2 separate regions of the Mus musculus genome follow, and region 2 is linked to region 1. The links are chromatin loops, found by intact Hi-C in ENCODE. Cell type or tissue: gastrocnemius. All regions are shown on one strand.

The links. Hi-C counts contacts between places; a loop is a spot of excess contacts. Peaks named below come from ENCODE experiments on the same cell type or tissue, not always from the same donor. Only the 100,000 strongest peaks of a DNase experiment are listed, where the experiment ranks them.
Region 2: it touches region 1 in a loop (2.3-fold over the local background); 3 of 42 quality-filtered maps call a loop at or near these places.

Annotation. Positions count from the first base shown.
Region 1 is chr10:93,413,583-93,421,582 of GRCm38, forward strand. No RefSeq gene overlaps it. Among named protein-coding and RNA genes, the nearest start is that of Gm40742, 13 kb to the right of the region's middle. In gastrocnemius, no CTCF peak of the experiment used is centred here; no DNase peak of the experiment used is centred here; H3K27ac peaks cover 4,125 bases.
Region 2 is chr10:93,305,868-93,313,867 of GRCm38, forward strand. It overlaps Elk3 (ELK3, member of ETS oncogene family), which reads right to left and starts at 5,292. Exons shown (of 5, transcript NM_013508.2): 1 at 4,885-5,292. In gastrocnemius, no CTCF peak of the experiment used is centred here; DNase peaks (open chromatin) are centred at 3,424, 4,471, 4,940 and 5,270; H3K4me3 peaks cover 6,080 bases; H3K27ac peaks cover 6,569 bases.

The DNA of each region.
Region 1 (8,000 bases):
ATTTGTTTCATAACTTCTGTTAGTTTCACTGTGTCCCTGTTTAGTTTCTGTTTCCACGATCTGTCCATTGATGAAAGTGGTGTGTTGAAGTCTCCCACTATTATTGTGTGAGGTGCAATGTGTGCTTTGAGCTTTACTAAAGTGTCTTTAATGAATGTGGCTGCCCTTGCATTTGGAGCATAGATATTCAGAATTGAGAGTTCCTCTTGGAGGATTTTACCTTTGATGGGTATGAAGTGTCCCTCCTTGTCTTTTTTGATAACTTTGGGTTGGAAGTCGATTTTATCCGATATTAGAATGGCTACCCCAGCTTCTTTCTTCAGACCATTTGCTTGGAAAATTGTTTTCCAGCCTTTCACTCTGAGGTAGTGTCTGTCTTTTTCCCTGATATGGGTTTCCTGTAAGCAGCAGAATGTTGGGTCCTGTTTGTGTAGCCAGTCTGTTAGTCTATGTCTTTTTATTGGGGAATTGAGTCCATTGATATTAAGAGATATTAAGGAAAAGTAATTGTTGCTTCCTTTTATTTTTGTTGTTAGAGTTGGCATTCTGTTCTTGTGGCTGTCTTCTTTTTGGTTTGTTGAGGGATTACTTTCTTGCTTGTTCTAGGGCGTGATTTCCGTCCTTGTATTGTTTCTTTTCTGTTATTATCCTTTGAAGGGCTGGATTCATGGAAAGATATTGTGTGAATTTGGATTTGTCGTGGAATACTTTGGTTTCTCCATCTATGGTAATTGAGAGTTTGGCCGGGTATATTAGCCTGGGCTGGCATTTGTGTTCTCTTAGTGTCTGTATAACATCTGTCCAGGCTCTTCTGGCTTTCATAGTCTCTGGTGAAAAGTCTGGTGTAATTCTGATAGGCCTTCCTTTATATGTTACTTGACCTTTCTCCCTTACTGCTTTTAATATTCTATCTTTATTTAGTGCATTTGTTGTTCTGATTATTATGTGTCGGGAGGAATTTCTTTTCTGTTCCAGTCTATTTGGAGTTCTGTAGGCTTCTTGTATGATCATGGGCATCTCTTTCTTTATGTTTGGGAAGTTTTCTTCTATTATTTTGTTGAAGATATTAGCTGGCCCTTTAAGTTGAAAATCTTCATTCCATCAATTCCTATTATCCGTAGGTTTGGTCTTCTCATTGTGTCCTGGATTTCCTGGATGTTTTGAGTTAGGATCCTTTTGCATTTTGTATTTTCTTTGACTGTTGTGTCGATGTTCTCTATGGAATCTTCTGCACCTGAGATTCTCTCTTCCATTTCTTGTATTCTGTTGCTGATGCTCGCATCTATGGTTCCAGATCTCTTTCCTAGGGTTTCTATCTCCAGCGTTGCCTCGCTTTGGGTTTTCTTTACTGTGTCTACTTCCCTTTTTAGTTCTAGTATGGTTTTGTTCATTTCCATTACCTGTTTGGATGTGTTTTCCTGTTTTTCTTTAAGGACTTCTACCTGTTTGGCTGTGTTTTCCTGCTTTTCTTTAAGGGCCTGTAACTCTTTAGCAGTGCTCTCCTGTAATTCTTTAAGTGACTTATGAAAGTCCTTCTTGATGTCCTCTATCATCATCATGAGAAATGTTTTTAAATCTGTGTCTAGATTTTCGGTTGTGTTGGGGTGCCCAGGACTAGGTGGGGTGGGAGTGCTGCATTCTGATGATGGTGAGTGGTCTTGATTTCTGTTAGTAGGATTCTTACGTTTGCCTTTCGCCATCTGGTAATCTCTGAAGCTAGCTGTTATAGTTGTCTCTGTTAAGAGCTTGTTCTTCAGGTGACTCTGTTAGCCTCTATAAGCAGACCTGGGAGGGTAGCACTCTCCTTGGTTTCAGTGGGTAGAGTATTCTCTGCAGGAAAGCTCTCTTCTTGCAGGGAAGGTACCCAGATATCTGGTGTTCGAACCGGACTCCTGGCAGAAGTTGTGTTCCACTCACTAGAGGTCTTAGGATCCCTTGTGGAATCCTGTGTAGGCCCTTGCGGGTGTCAGGCGACTCCGCTGGCAAGGTAGCCTGGGGCTCAAGTGGAGCGGAAGGGGCTTGTGCCCCAGGTCAGGCCTGGGTAGTCTGCTTCCCTATGTACCGCAGTCTCAGGTTCAGCGCGATTGGATTGGGGCCGGCGCTGTGTTCCACTCAACAGCGGTCTTAGGATCCCATGGGGAATCCTGTGTGGGCCCTTGCGGGTGTCAGGCGACTCCGCTGGCAAGGTAGCCCGAGGCTCGAGTGGGGCGGAAGGGGCTTGTGCCCCAGGTCAGGCCCAGGTAGTCTGCTTCCCTATGTACCGCAGTCTCAGGTTCCGCGTGATTGGATTGGGGCCGGCTGTGTTCCACTCACCAGAGGTCTTAGGATCCCATGGGGAATCCTGTGTGGGCCCTTGCGGGTGTCAGGCAACTCCGCTGGCAAGGTAGCCCGGGGCTCGAGTGGAGCGGAAGGGGCTTGTTATGCTATATTTTTTACTGTTGTTTTATAGTGATCTCCTTCCACTTGTGTATATTAAAACGTACTGTAAGGCAGATGCCATGGGATGCTGTCAACAACTGCATACATCTCATGTTTGCCACTTGTGGTGGTTTGAATATGCTTGGCCCATGGGAAGTGGCACTATTAGGAGGCGTGGCCTTGTTGGAGTGGGTGTGGTCTGTTTGAAGGAAATGTGTCACTGTGTAGGTGGGCTTTGAGGGCTCCTAGGATCAAGCTCTCCTTAATGCAGAAGAGACCCTCCTCCTGGTGCCTGTGGAACACAGTCTCCTTATGACTGCCTTCAGATCAAGATACAGAACTCTCAGCTCCTTCTCTAGTACCATGTCTTCCTGAATGTTGCCATGCTTCCTGCCATGCTGATAATGGACTCAGCCTCTAACACTGTAAGCCAAACCCAATTAAATGTTGTCCCTTGTAAGAGTTGCTTTGGTCATGGTGTCTCTTCATAGCAATAAAACCCCAGCTAAGACACAGTCCTTGTTAAATGGCTGACATATTCCATCTAGGTCTTTGTGAAAACACTTAATGATGCTTACACAATGGAATCAGCTGTTTGTCTTAATTAGGTTTCTATTGCTATATTAAAACACCATAATCAAAAGCCCCTTGGGGACAAAAGAGTTTCTTTGGCTTGCAGGTTACAGTCCAATAAAGAGGAAAACAAGCCAGAAACTCAAATCAGGAACCCGGGGGCAGGAACTTAAGCACCAACCATGGAGGGACAGTGCTGACTGGCCTGCTCCCCTAACTAAATTGCTCAGCTTGCTTTCTTATGCCACCCAAGATCACCTGCCTAGAGATGGCCCCTCCCACATCAATCATTACTTAAGAAAATACCTTATAGACTTGTCTACAAGCCAAATCTGATTGGAGGCATTTTCTCAGGTTGAAGTTTCCTCTTTCCAAATGTCTCTGGCTTGTGTCAACTTGCATATAGCTAACCAACGCACCATTTGCTCAGAATGTGTTCTTGTCATTAAGTAACACAAACAATCACAATGTGTCCTTTCTAAAGGCTGGGACATCCCAAGTCAAGGTGTTGTCAGCACTACACTTCCTGAGAACACCGGAGGGAATTCCCTCCTTCTTCCTGCTAGAGTCTGGTGGCGGTGCTCTATTTGAAACTATATGCCTCCTGCCTTTGTCATTATGTGGCTTTCTCCCCGAGTGCCAAAGTTTAATGGTTTTGTATTTTCTTTTCTTTCCTAGATGTCTCCTTATAAAGCCACCAGTAATACTGGATTAAGGGTCTATTCTTGTCCAGAGAGATCTTTAATCTTAACTACAATCTATAATCACCCTATTTCCAAATAAGGAAATATTTGGAAGTAGGAGTGGCCAATAGGTTACTGCGTTTTTTAAATTGCTTTTTGTTTATTTGTTTGTTTGTTTGTTTGGAGACAGGGTTTCTCTGTGTAGCCCTGGCTGCCCTGGAACTCACTCTGTAGACCAGCAGAGATCCACCTGGCTCTGCCTCCTGAGTGCTGGGATTAAAGGCGTGCACCACCACTACCCAGTTTACTGTGCCTTTTTGGTTGGTGGGGAGGGGTATTCAACTCACATGGAAAGGATTTCCTTGAAGCAGTCATGTATTAAATGCATTGTCTCATAATTAAGAGAACATTTAAATGGGAACAAAACAGTAAGCCATGTGACCAAAAGGCTAGTCAAAGGCAGAGGTGTCCAGAGAGGTTTCTCTGAGGGTGACACTGAAGCAAGACAAGGGACTAACAGAAGGGCTGAGGAGAACTGTGTCAGCGACCCATGGAAGATTCACCACAGAGAGCAACTTGGGAAATGAGAGAAGGAACAGGGTTCTCCTGGATGTCACATCAGTAAGTCCAATGTCCCCAAACTGGGGTCTCCTGGATGTCATATCAATAGGTCCAATGTCTCCAGCACCAGGTCTGTCACAGAAGGAAAGCTGTGGATTGTTGTCTAGTTCTCCTGTTGTTTAAGTAGCTGTTTGTTTAGATTGTTATTTGTAGGGGAAGGTGGGGAGAGGAAGGGAGGAGGAAGAAGAGGAGGAGGGGGAAGAAGAGGAGGAGGAGGAGGAAGAGGAGGAGGAGGAGGAGGAGGAGGAGGAGGAGGAGGAGGAGGAGGAGGAGGAGGAGGAGGTAGGTTGTTCAGTCTTTGCGGTGGCATGTTGAGGGAAGCCAGATCTCATCCGTGTTCTCCTTCCTGTGGGGTTTGGAAGCCCCTGAAGAGGTAAGTACCACACAGATGTCTGAGAACTTCTGTTTACCGTGCATCTGAGTAAGAGAGCCTCCGTCAGAGCCCAACCTCCAGTCCATGACTGCTGGGGTCCCTGTGAACTTTCAGCGTGACACATTTAACAAGAAACTCTCTGAGTATGCTTTTGGATCCACCTACCCCATTGCTGAAAAGGAGAAGAAAAGGAAAAATCTCCTACACGTTCAAGAGATATCCCCGATGTTAAGACTGCCCAGGGGACTCAGGTTTGATCCCCAGGACCCCCCTGAAAGCTAATAATTCTCTGTAACTTCAGTTCCGGGTGGTGTTCTCTTCTGACCTCTGAGGGCACCAGGCTCACAGTGGTATACAGACATACATTCGAGCAAAATACCTACACGATTTACATTCTCCAAAGTATTTTTAAAGTGATTTAAGAGCCCTGATCAGGTTGTACAGTGGCTAGGTGTGGTGGGAAGTGGCCCTTCCTTTTCAGGGACAATGCATCCCTCCCTATGCCGGATGGTGGCATTTCATAGCTCAGCCTCCCAGTGTCACCCTCCTGGCCTCCATTTCCCATGTCGCCCCGGGTCAGAGAGGCCCAAGTCAACAGAGGTGACTCCTCCACCCCTCAGGAAGAGAATACTGTGAGAAGGGTTTGCTGCCCAGGGCACATCCCTGAGGTTCAGTCTATGCACTGGGACAGAGCGGCTTCCGGACCAGCATCCAGGTCCGCTGCGAGGCCAGGTGGTGTTGGCGTTGGCCGACTTTACCCTCTCTCCATCACTTTTTCCAGGAAGGGGTGGGCAGTGATGGTGGGGGACGTTGTTGGCAATGAATGATGGGTTTTTTTGAGCTGAAGCCAATGTATTGTGTGTGTTTGGGGTTCTGGCAGCTTGCCTCCATCAAGGGAGACACGAACAAGACCGCCTGCCACCCCAGCCTCGGGTGGGTGTTTTTGCATTGTCAGGGTAGATAGGCACAGTATAGTTATCAACCCAGATTCGAGTCTTTCAATCTCCTCACATCCTTAAGCAAACGAAGCAGGACTGAATGTGGGCTAGGTGAGGCAAAGAGGTGCTCTTTAACCCTTTCTTTCGGGTGTATGCATCTCTCTCGCTCTGTGAAGCGCGCATGCGCGCTTGATATGCAGGTGTGAGGCTGTGAACGCCCAGTGCCTTCCTCATTTACTCTCAATATTTTTGAGACACAGAATCCCACCCAGACCTTGATTCAGCTATTCGGTCTGGCCAGCAAGCCCCCTGGAATCCTCCTGTGTCTGCCTCCTCCGTGCTGGGGTGACAGGTATGCACGGGTTTGCCTGGCTTTTTATACTTGCTCTAGGCATAGAACTCCGGCTTAGGCAGCCAGCACTTTGAGCCCACTTTCTCAACCACTTTATCCAGGGGTGAGATGCCAACAGGTCCTTCCTTTCTGCAGAGCATTACTTGAGTCTAGGTCTTTTTTAAGGCTGCAGCCAAGGGACTATAACCCAGCTGGGTAGAGTTTCTAGCTATTTACAAAACCTTTGTGGTCTGACTTCTTCCTCTCAGAACTTGCCTTTGTCTGAGAAAGCCCAGAACAAAAGAGGGAGGAAATGGCAAAATCAGAATGGCCAACCTTTGATCAACTGCCTGAGCAGTTTCCTTACAGGATCCAGGCCCTCGCTCGCTCATGCCCCAAAGTTCTCTTAAGGAGTCAGGTTACCAGGCCTGAGTTGTGTTCAGCACCTTTCCTACCTGAGCGGATTGCAGTTTGTTTTTATCTGGAAGGTTCGATGAGGCAGGCTGTTTGCCACTGTGGGTGTCTTATTGAAGAAGTTACTGCTGTCACCAGCAGGATACCTGTAAACAAAACCAGATCCCTGACCATCGGTGACAAACTTGAGTGATATTTAAGAGTCTGAGTATGCTACCTGGGGTTGATGGAACCGCAGCACCAGGAGAGACCGTTCTAATTCACAGCCTTGGCAGAACCTGGAAGCCCAACAGCTGGAACTTCAGAGAATCCCTTGGTGGAGGCAACCCGCCAGCCTTGGCAAATCAAAAACTCAGGATGCTCCCTGAAGTTGGAATTCTAAATAAAGGTTGGCCAGTTTTAGTATAGCTTAGCATCTTGAATATTGCATGGGATACAGTTATGCTATAAAAATATTTGTTCTCTGCACGCTGTTGGTGGGGATGTAAATTGGTGCAGTCATCATGAAAAACAGTATAAAAATGTGCTCTAAAAATTCAAGCTATAGCTATCATATGGCTATGGATGAAATGCATACCCACTGAAATAACCATTGAAATGTAATTTTTTATGATGGTATTAGGAGGTGAGGGGCCTTTGGTTAGGTAGTAAGGGTTCTCTATCATGGTGGGATGAAAGATCTTATAAAAGGTTCTTGAGGCCATGGGGTTTCTCCTGCCACGTGTGTGTGTGTGGGGGGGGGGGGAGTCGGGGGAACAAGACTTATCCCTCTGTCACCAGCATAAGGACACAATGATTGTACTAGAGTTGTCACCCTTAACACCTAAGCTCAGCCACTTATCCTCAATATTAAAGCCACATGTAGTGGTAAAAAGGTTTTGTTTTTGTTTTTGTTTTTGTTTTGTTTTTAAAAAAAAAAAAAGGAGATTTATCCAATATGGCCACACTAAGAGGATACACCAATGAGGCCCAGTGACCTCCTCAAGTCTATCTTTGGGGCCCAGACATGAGATTTAGGTTTAAACAGAGGGCAAGAAGTACGCATAACTAAGCAATCCTGGTCAGTGCTACCCATGACTACCTACCTTGTCTCAGCCTGTTTCCACCTTTCAAGCTGGTCCAACACGTTATCAGAACCGTGGGAATTCCCTCCCTGGTAGACAAGATCCTCCTCTAGCTGTCACCTGGCTTCAGCCCTCCCCCTTCCCACTGTGCCATTCCTAGGGAAACTCCAATTCCTTGGTATATAGCATCTCAAGAGCCAGACAGCCAGGGGTAAGGACGCACATGTCTCTCTGTAGAATTTCTTCACCGCTTCCAGGAGGGTTACAGCAAAAGGCTTCTACTCTGGGCTGAGGAGATGGGTCTGTCAGCAAATGTTGGCTGCACAAGCGTGAGGAGTTGAGTTTGGATGCCCGCACCCATCCAAACTCAAGGGATGAGTGATGGAGACGGGAGAGTGGGCCAGAAATTCCTGGACAGTGGTGAAAACAAGAGACTGACCGTGTCTCAAAAACAAAGTGGAAAGAACCCACTCCTGGAAGTTGTCATCTGACCTCTATACTTGAACTATGACCTGCACTGATACTAACACAGAGAGAGGGGGAGGGGGAGGGGGAGGGGGAGGGGGAGGGGAGGGGGAGGGGGAG
Region 2 (8,000 bases), 110 kb before region 1:
GCTATAGTAATATTGAGCTTGAAAAAAACAAAAACAAATTTAAAACAGCAAAAGTTTGGAAAGTGGAGATATAGCAAGAAACAAAGATTGTCTACGAGAACCCTTCTTCCCCTCCACAGCTAGCTCAGCCTAGGGTATATTTTTTCCAGTTTAACGTCCATTCTCTCCCCTTTTCTAGCTTTCTGCTCTGATGTGTAGTGTGCCCTCACTTCCTGTTACTACAGCTCGATACTCCACTGCCAATCATGACTCATTCTTAAATCATACAGAAACTCATCAAAATCCCAAATTTCACAGCACACAGGAACCCCAGTCTTTCAAGAGGGCAGCATTCTTAAGATATTCCAAACGACAAAACCCCAAACCAGTTCATCCGAAATCATGTCACCCTCCATAAACATAAGCTCACTGTCTGGCAACTTGGAATCTCAGCCGTCATCATTAAACTGCACTCTGTGGGGGTGCTGGGTGAAAATGCACTCTTTTAAAAAGTAAGACGTGACTCTAAATAAAACCTTCCGAGCGATCGAGCACACATGTTCCTGCACATCTGTGTACACAAGGCACATTTTACAAAGACTACAAAAATATACAACAAAATGTTATCAGTGGAGTTTGGGGGAGATGTTTATTGTTGTCGTTGTGGCTTTCTTTGTTTTCCTAGAGTAATTTGTGATACTCTTCACAACCAAGAAAAACAGAAAAAGTAGCCTTGAGAAGACATCTCGTGACTGGTGTGGTTGTAACCGGCTCTAAGTCACCCTGCGAAAGCCAAGAGGAGCTTTGCCAACTACTACATGAAAAATGTCTGCCAGAAGCCGGGCGGTGGTGGCGCACACCTTTAATCCTAGCACTTGAGAGGCAGAGGCAGGCGGATTTCTGAGTTCAAGGCCAGCCTGGTCTACAGAGTGAGTTCCAGGACATCCAGGGCTACACAGAGAAACCCTGTCTCGAAAAAGAAAAAAACAAAAAACAAAAAAAAAAAAAAAGAAAGAAAGAAAAATGTCTGCCTGTAACATTCGAAGCCACATGGTGCACATCAGGGCCTTTGCTCATGAACACAGGTGAGTTAAGGAGGTCTAGGGAAGGGGCCGCTAGCACAGAATCAAACAGACAGAGAACACATTGCTTTTTATGCACGAGGAGGAGTCTGAGGTCTGGGAAGCAAAGAGGATCCTGCCATTGCCTAGGCATGTCAAGGACCCAAACTCTCTATTAGTAAGGGGCAACTCACCTTTAAAACAAAAGACTACTCCAGGAAGTCATATCTGTGGGTAATTCTTTAATTAAGTGCCTTGGGCTTGCCAGTAGGTTATGTTTCTGTGACATCTGACAAAGCTATCTATATAAATATAGTTTGGTAGCATAGAACGCACAAAGTCCCATATCTGAGCGCTGGGAAGGAAGATTTTAAATTATACACACTGCTTGGAAGTCCTTTAAAACCAATTTCAGGAAGAGATTTAAGTTCCAAAAAGTTATGACAAGCATAAATTTTAATGTATGACCTCAGGGTTGCATTTACTGTATATTAGCAGTTTTGAATTAATTGGTTTCTTTCAGAAGGAGACAAAGGGGGAGGTTTTAAGTAAATGCTTAGGTATCGTCAAAATTCAAGGACTCTCCCCATCCCAACAGGGCTCTTCCCATCTAAAGAGCATCGGCTCTGGCTGTGTGAAGACTCGGTGCTGAGGGAAGTTCAAAGATTCAACTCATGAAAGTTATATCATCACAATGTCAGCATCTGCCATTCTATCATTCAATGGCACAGAAAAGAAGACAGTTGGAGGATGGGGATGGGGATCAAGAGAGAGAAAAAGACAGAGACAGACATAAAGAGTATGTTGTCAAAGGGACCACTGAAGACTTTAATGTCCGTTTGTTGAATGAATGCCTGAGAGAGTTTATCATCCTCATCATTAAGGTGAAATAACTGCTTGGCGTAAGCACGGGAGACTTGCAGATTATCGATGGGGAGCTGTCTGGGACACTGGTGGTTGAATACCAGCATCCCTGGTTTCTGCCAGGTGGACTTAGCACCCCTACAGGTGTTCCTTGTAGGAAGCAAAATTATTCCTGGTTGAAAACCACAGAAGCAGATCTCAGGATTCTTCAACAACTTGGACTCTGATACCCTCCTTCTGTTCAGAACCTGGTTCTCAACCTGTGAGTCGAGACCGTCTGGGGGAGTCACATATTAGATAATCCCGCATATCGGATATTAACATTATGATTCATAACAGCAGCAAAAATTACAGTTATGAAGTAGTAACAAAAAATAATATCATGGTTGGGGGTTCATCACAACATAAGGAACTGTATTCCAGGGTTGCACTGTTAGGTTGAGAAGCACTGGGTTAGAAGGAAGTGTTCACAACCTTCTGGAATCCTCCTGCAGGATGATGGTAGCACCTGGAAGGTTTCCCCATCAGCTGAAGTTTTGTGGTCCTACTGAACACTCAACACCAGCAGTTTACTGACCACCCATTTAGCCCTAGGAAACGTTTGAGGGGCATCTTGGAAGTCTGGCCCACTGACTCACCTAGGGTGGGCTGGCTGGGTTGTTTTTTAGGACAGATTTGCCAAAGGAGAAGTCTTGGTAACATCTTGGAAGTCCTCACGAGAGGCACCATGTCCTCGGCAAGAAAGAAGCCCTGTGCTTTCAGTGGGGTTCTCTGAAATTCTTTGTCCTTTTTAGTAACTCTACACATTTCTAGTCAACATTTAAAAGGAGAGAGAGAGAGAGAGAGAGAGAGAGAGAGAGAGAGAGAGAGAGAGAGAGAGAGAGAGAGAGAGAGAGCCTGCTCTATATCTGGCATTGAAAGGCCATCCCTTTTCATGCTCTGGGGGTTTTGCAAGCACTCATTACTGGAAGCTCTTAGTACACTTATGGACAGTCTCCTTAACTGTCTGACCTACATACCCTCCTAACACAATCTGTAATTTTATAATCCTCATAAATTCAAACCCGTAACTGACCCTTTTCCAAATAAATGTGTGCCACAGGATGGGAGAGAAGGAAGGAGACCAGTGGATATTTTGGTGGGCAATAGGGCTCATAAATTGATTTAGGTTCTCACTGATAGATGCCTGGAACATGCTAGGTTTCCCAGCCTGACCTGACCTACCCCCCCCCCCCCAGCCATGTCCCCCTTCCCAACCCCTACAAAGCAGAGGAACAGATGGGAGAGGATGGGCAGGCATGTGTGTTTGTGTAAGAGTTGATTGAACATCAGAGAACAAAACAGAACATACATACAACTCTCTCTCTCTCCCTCTCCCAGCCCCGCCCCCCAGGAAAGCATGACTGAGACCCAAAATGGCCAAAGGGACTGCCAAGTTTTTTGAGAGTGTGCCCTAGAAAGACTGGCAGGGGTGGAGAAGGCACCTCTAAGTCAATAAGTCTGCAGGCAGACAGTGGCTCGCACAAAACCCCTCCTGTGCGGAGTAGCGGAAACTCCCAATGCGATTAGTCGGGGTGTGTGTGTGTGTGTGTGTGTGTGTGTGTGCAGACATTACTTAGCAATGACTAAAGGGCTCTCTCTTCCTGCAGCAGCCAGTGGAAAATTCAAGGAACATTTTTCCCCCTGCAGCAGCAGAATCCCTTTAACCCTCTCCCCAGCCAACTCCAAAAACAACTCGGCTTCCCCCCCCCATACGCCCCCCCCCCAACTGCCCCCCCCTCCCCACCTCCGGCAGAGCACTGCAGGGAGTTATAGGACGGCGAGGGGCTTTCGAGATGGGGAGGGCTGGAGGGGGCCGGCAGGGAAGGGGCGGGGGACCCTCAAACACTACAAAGGAAACTGTAAAAGGCACAAATACATAAACCTGAGAAGCAGCAGCAAGCCGCAGTTTCTTTGTGAGCTCCTCAGTGAGTCATTTTCAAGATGCTGTCTGCAGCCAGTTTCAAAGCGGAAGCGCACGGCAATTAGTCTTGCCGTTTCCAGACAAGCCAGAAACTCTCCCGACACTCTTTTTTTTTTTCCTTCTAAAAAGCCCCTTTTGCAGTTTCTGAAATAGCCTTTCTTGCTTCCACCCCCACCCGCCGCGTAACTGCAGCTTATCCTCGGAATGATTCGGTCGTAACAAAACAGAGACCATTTAATATTTTTAGCTCCCGCCTCCCAATTTCAAGCCCCCCCCCCTTAAAAAAAAGTTCCAGTAACATTACAGGCCAGCAGGCAGTTGGAAGTTAAAGAGCTGAGAGTTTCAAGTTCATCCCTTGCCTGGCCCATCTCCCCAATCCGAATCTGGACTAGCCGACTCGGCCGGCTTTTAAATGTCCATTAGACTGGGCGTGCGCCTGGGGCGGTGACCTGGGCGGGGGTCACCTGCCCAGAGAGAGTGGACGTAGCCCCGGGCCCCACATCTCCATGGCCCAAGTCCTCCGCTCCCTCTCCACCCCTGTGCTCTCCCCTGAATCCGAACACTCGCGCCTCGGTGCCCATCCTGAAGGGATCCGGACCGCAACCCCGGCTGGAGGTCAGTGACAATCCAGCCTCCAGCCACGCAGCCCGCTTCGACCACTATCCCTAATCCCAGAGCCCCGGAGCCTCGCTGCAGGGATACAGGAGTTTGCACTCAGGGTGTCTCCTCCGGGCTTCGCAGTGCAGACCCCAGGCCCGAGCACGAGCTCCCGGGGTGGCGCCGGTGGCGGTGGCGGTGGCGACGCACAGCATCCTCCCCCGCGGGGACGCACCCCCATCCTCCCCCAACGCAGTCTACAACTCACCCCACAGCGCCCACAACCCCACCCCCACCAGCCAAAGAAAAGAAAGAAGGAGAAAGGAGAAAAAAAAAAAAGAGGAAAAATTAAAAAAAAAAAATAGCCCGAAGAAAACTTTGCAAGCGCTGGAGCAACAGGCAAACAGTCCTGCAACCTACCCAGACGTGGGGGAGCGTTTGGGAGTCTTCTTGGGGAGATTTCTAGGAGGAACCGGGCGAAAGCCCCCGACTTTCCATGCTGACAGGCGTCTGCAGACGGTCTGTTGCTCTTGTAATGAGATCCTGATTTTCCCCCCTCTTTTTTTTTTCTTTCTCTCGCTCCTCTTTTTTTTTTTCTCCCCCCCCCCCCTCCTCTGGTGTGTGTGAGAGCAGGAAGTTGGAGCAGTCAGGCCGAGCCTGCTCACTTCCTTTACTGCATTATTCCCCAGGCGGTGTGCAGTCTGTGTAAACAGGCTTTTCCGCCCCGCGCCGTGCGCCCGGGCCGCGGCTGTGCGCCGGGGCTGCCCGCCCAGACCCGCGCATACCCCCGGCGCCGGGCCCCGCGCCCGCCCGCACGCCCCGCGCGCCCCCGCGCCGTGCCCGCCCCGCTTCCTGCTCGGCCACCCCAGGGGAGGAGCCTGGGGACCCGCCGGCCAGGCCGCCGTCTCTCCACTCGGCGGGGGCTCCGTCGGCTCCTGAGCCCTCGGGTTCCTAAGTTTGGCATCACCCTGGGTTCGTGCCCTGCTAATGGTGCCCCGAAAGGGAGGTCCCTAAGCGAGCTTTTCTCTACCATAGGCATAGAAGAAGAGTTTAGGGACAGGAGGGATGGCGAGTGGGGTTCAGGACTTTGGATGCTCTGGGAACCGGGCTGCTTTTATTGCGGACCAGAGGAGATGAGGGTGAAAAACATAAGCGTGCACAAAGGGAGATGGAGTCTTCCTAAGATGCTGTCGGATAGAGTTACTGTCGGGGCATATTTAACAGCAGCACTATAATTAATATTAATAGTAATAATTTGGAGGCAGTTTTAGAGTTGGGATCCTCTTTTGGGAATACTTTCTTAAGAGCCACAAACTAGGAGCCTTGTGTCTTAGAAAAGAGATGAGTGAAGTGGCTTTAGACAGGCACTGCTTAGGCGCTCCAGGTGGCTTGAGACAGGGGAAGGGGTACCCTGTGGTTTCAAGACTGGACTCCCCGCCCCTGAGGACAATGGCCAGGATCTGATTGGAGAGTTGGGCATTGCTCGGAGGATGCAGGAGGGAATGGGTCTCTTATTAACAAACCCTGTATACAGTTCCTCCAGCCCCAGCCTTCCAGAACCTTCCAGTCCCCTGCCTTTGGGGCTTTCTGACCAGTAGTTTTCAATCTTGAACGTTTGGCATGAGAGTACATGGCTCATTAAAGCCCTAATTGTAACCCTTAAGCCCTCACCTCAATGTGTCTGGTGTGATTGGAAGCCCCAATAACAGAATCGCGTTGAGAGTAAGGGGTGCTTTGCAAACTAGCCACAGCGTACTTATCCCAGACCAATGGCCAAGTCTCCAGGTCAGCAGGACAACATTCTGACATTTCCTTGCCCCCCCCCCATTAGCATTTGCTATCTCTCTGAAAGATTGCTTGTTTCTGAGTATCTGGTTACTATTAAAGGTTCTAGATTGAATTCAGGGATGTTAATACCCACCCCACACACGCACATCTGCAGGTGCCTGTCAGAACACCTTGTTAAACAAGGGCAGCATTTTTGCTTAATCACTGATGTGTATAACCTGCTGGTTATACACTGAGGACCAGGCTTGCCCGTGCTCTGAGAAGAGACAATGGTGGTGGGGAGAGGAGGGAGGGGGACCAAGGTAAGATGTGAAACAGAAGGAGGAATTATGGGAAAGGGGGCTGTCTATCAAACCCTGATTTTCCACAGCTAATTTTCCACTTTGGAGATTATCATTTAAAATCCCTAGTTGGCTTCTCCAGTCACTCAGCAAAACTCAGACTGTGTCCCTATATGATCCAGCTGTCCATGTGAACTGAATGCAGAGTGTGGATTTAGATTTATCATCCAACTCGGAAGCTCCCACACTTAGGAATACATGTTGCTTTTTATTTTAGAAAGTATCCACTTGGGAGAAGCTAATCTGAAGGGGCTACGTGCTGTATGATCCCACCTCTCCCAGAAAAGGCAGAACTATTGGCGCAGTGAGAAAGTTCTGGTCACCAGGGGTTGGGGACAGGAAGGGATGAGTAGTCAGAACAAGATTTTGGGGGGCCAGCCATGAACTGCTCCGTGTGAAGCTATACAGGTGGGTACCTGTAATCACGAATTATCATCAGGAGTGAGCCATCAGGTGAACTGTGGGTTTCAGGGGAGGTTGTGTCAAGAAAGGTTCGTCATTTGTAAGTGGTACCCCACTCTCTTGGGGGAGATTGGGAGGTGGCGTTCCTATACAGCCACTCAGAAAGCAAGCTCTAGAAATCAGATGGTCAGGTCTCGTTAGAGATTTAGCTTGGGGGTAAATTACTTGCCTCTCTTGTACAAAGCCATGAGTTCAATCTCCAGCACTAAAAAAAAAAAAAAAAAAAAAAAAAAGGAAAAAGAAAAGGTAGATAAGAAAGCAGGGTTAGAGTTAGGGTTAGGAAAAGAAATCAACCTAAAACAATTAGAACAGAACAGGTAAATACTGGCCACTTGAGCATTGGTCATTCTGGAGAGAAACCACAAAGTGGCTAGTCATTGTTACTTTGAAGAGGCTTAAGTTATTTGGGGTGCCTCGGGGGGGTTAGTGTTTGGGAATGGACATCCAAACGGACCGATGGAAAGGCAGCCCACTCTGGGGAAAGTGTTCACTGAAGGACCCTTCCGGCACTGAGCTTGAACAAGCAACAGTTTCTACCGATTTTTTTCTTTTAGAGCAGTGAGAGCCAAGTTTGCATTAAAACAGCATGCATTACGGACTAGGGTTTAAAAATGTTGGTGAATTCCATTTGAAAGTGTGTTCACAGGCGTTTCACAGACTGGTGGGTGGCCTCTCAGGAGCTGGCCTTCCCACTCCTTGTGGTTAGAGGGTTTGCTAGGGACGCTTCGAAGCATGGATTTGGACTGTCTCGGGAGTCTACTGCCTGTTTCTGTGTAGCGAAGAAGACTCTCTTTTAGTAATTATAGTTTGAAAAAAGGAAAAAAGAATAACCAAATTTGCCAGGCTTAAGTGGAAGAATTCACCTCTTTCAATTGTAGCTTTGAAAATACAGCAGTAAAATGTACCCGTTTAAAATGTCTACTTCAGTTGTGTGAAGCCTGCATG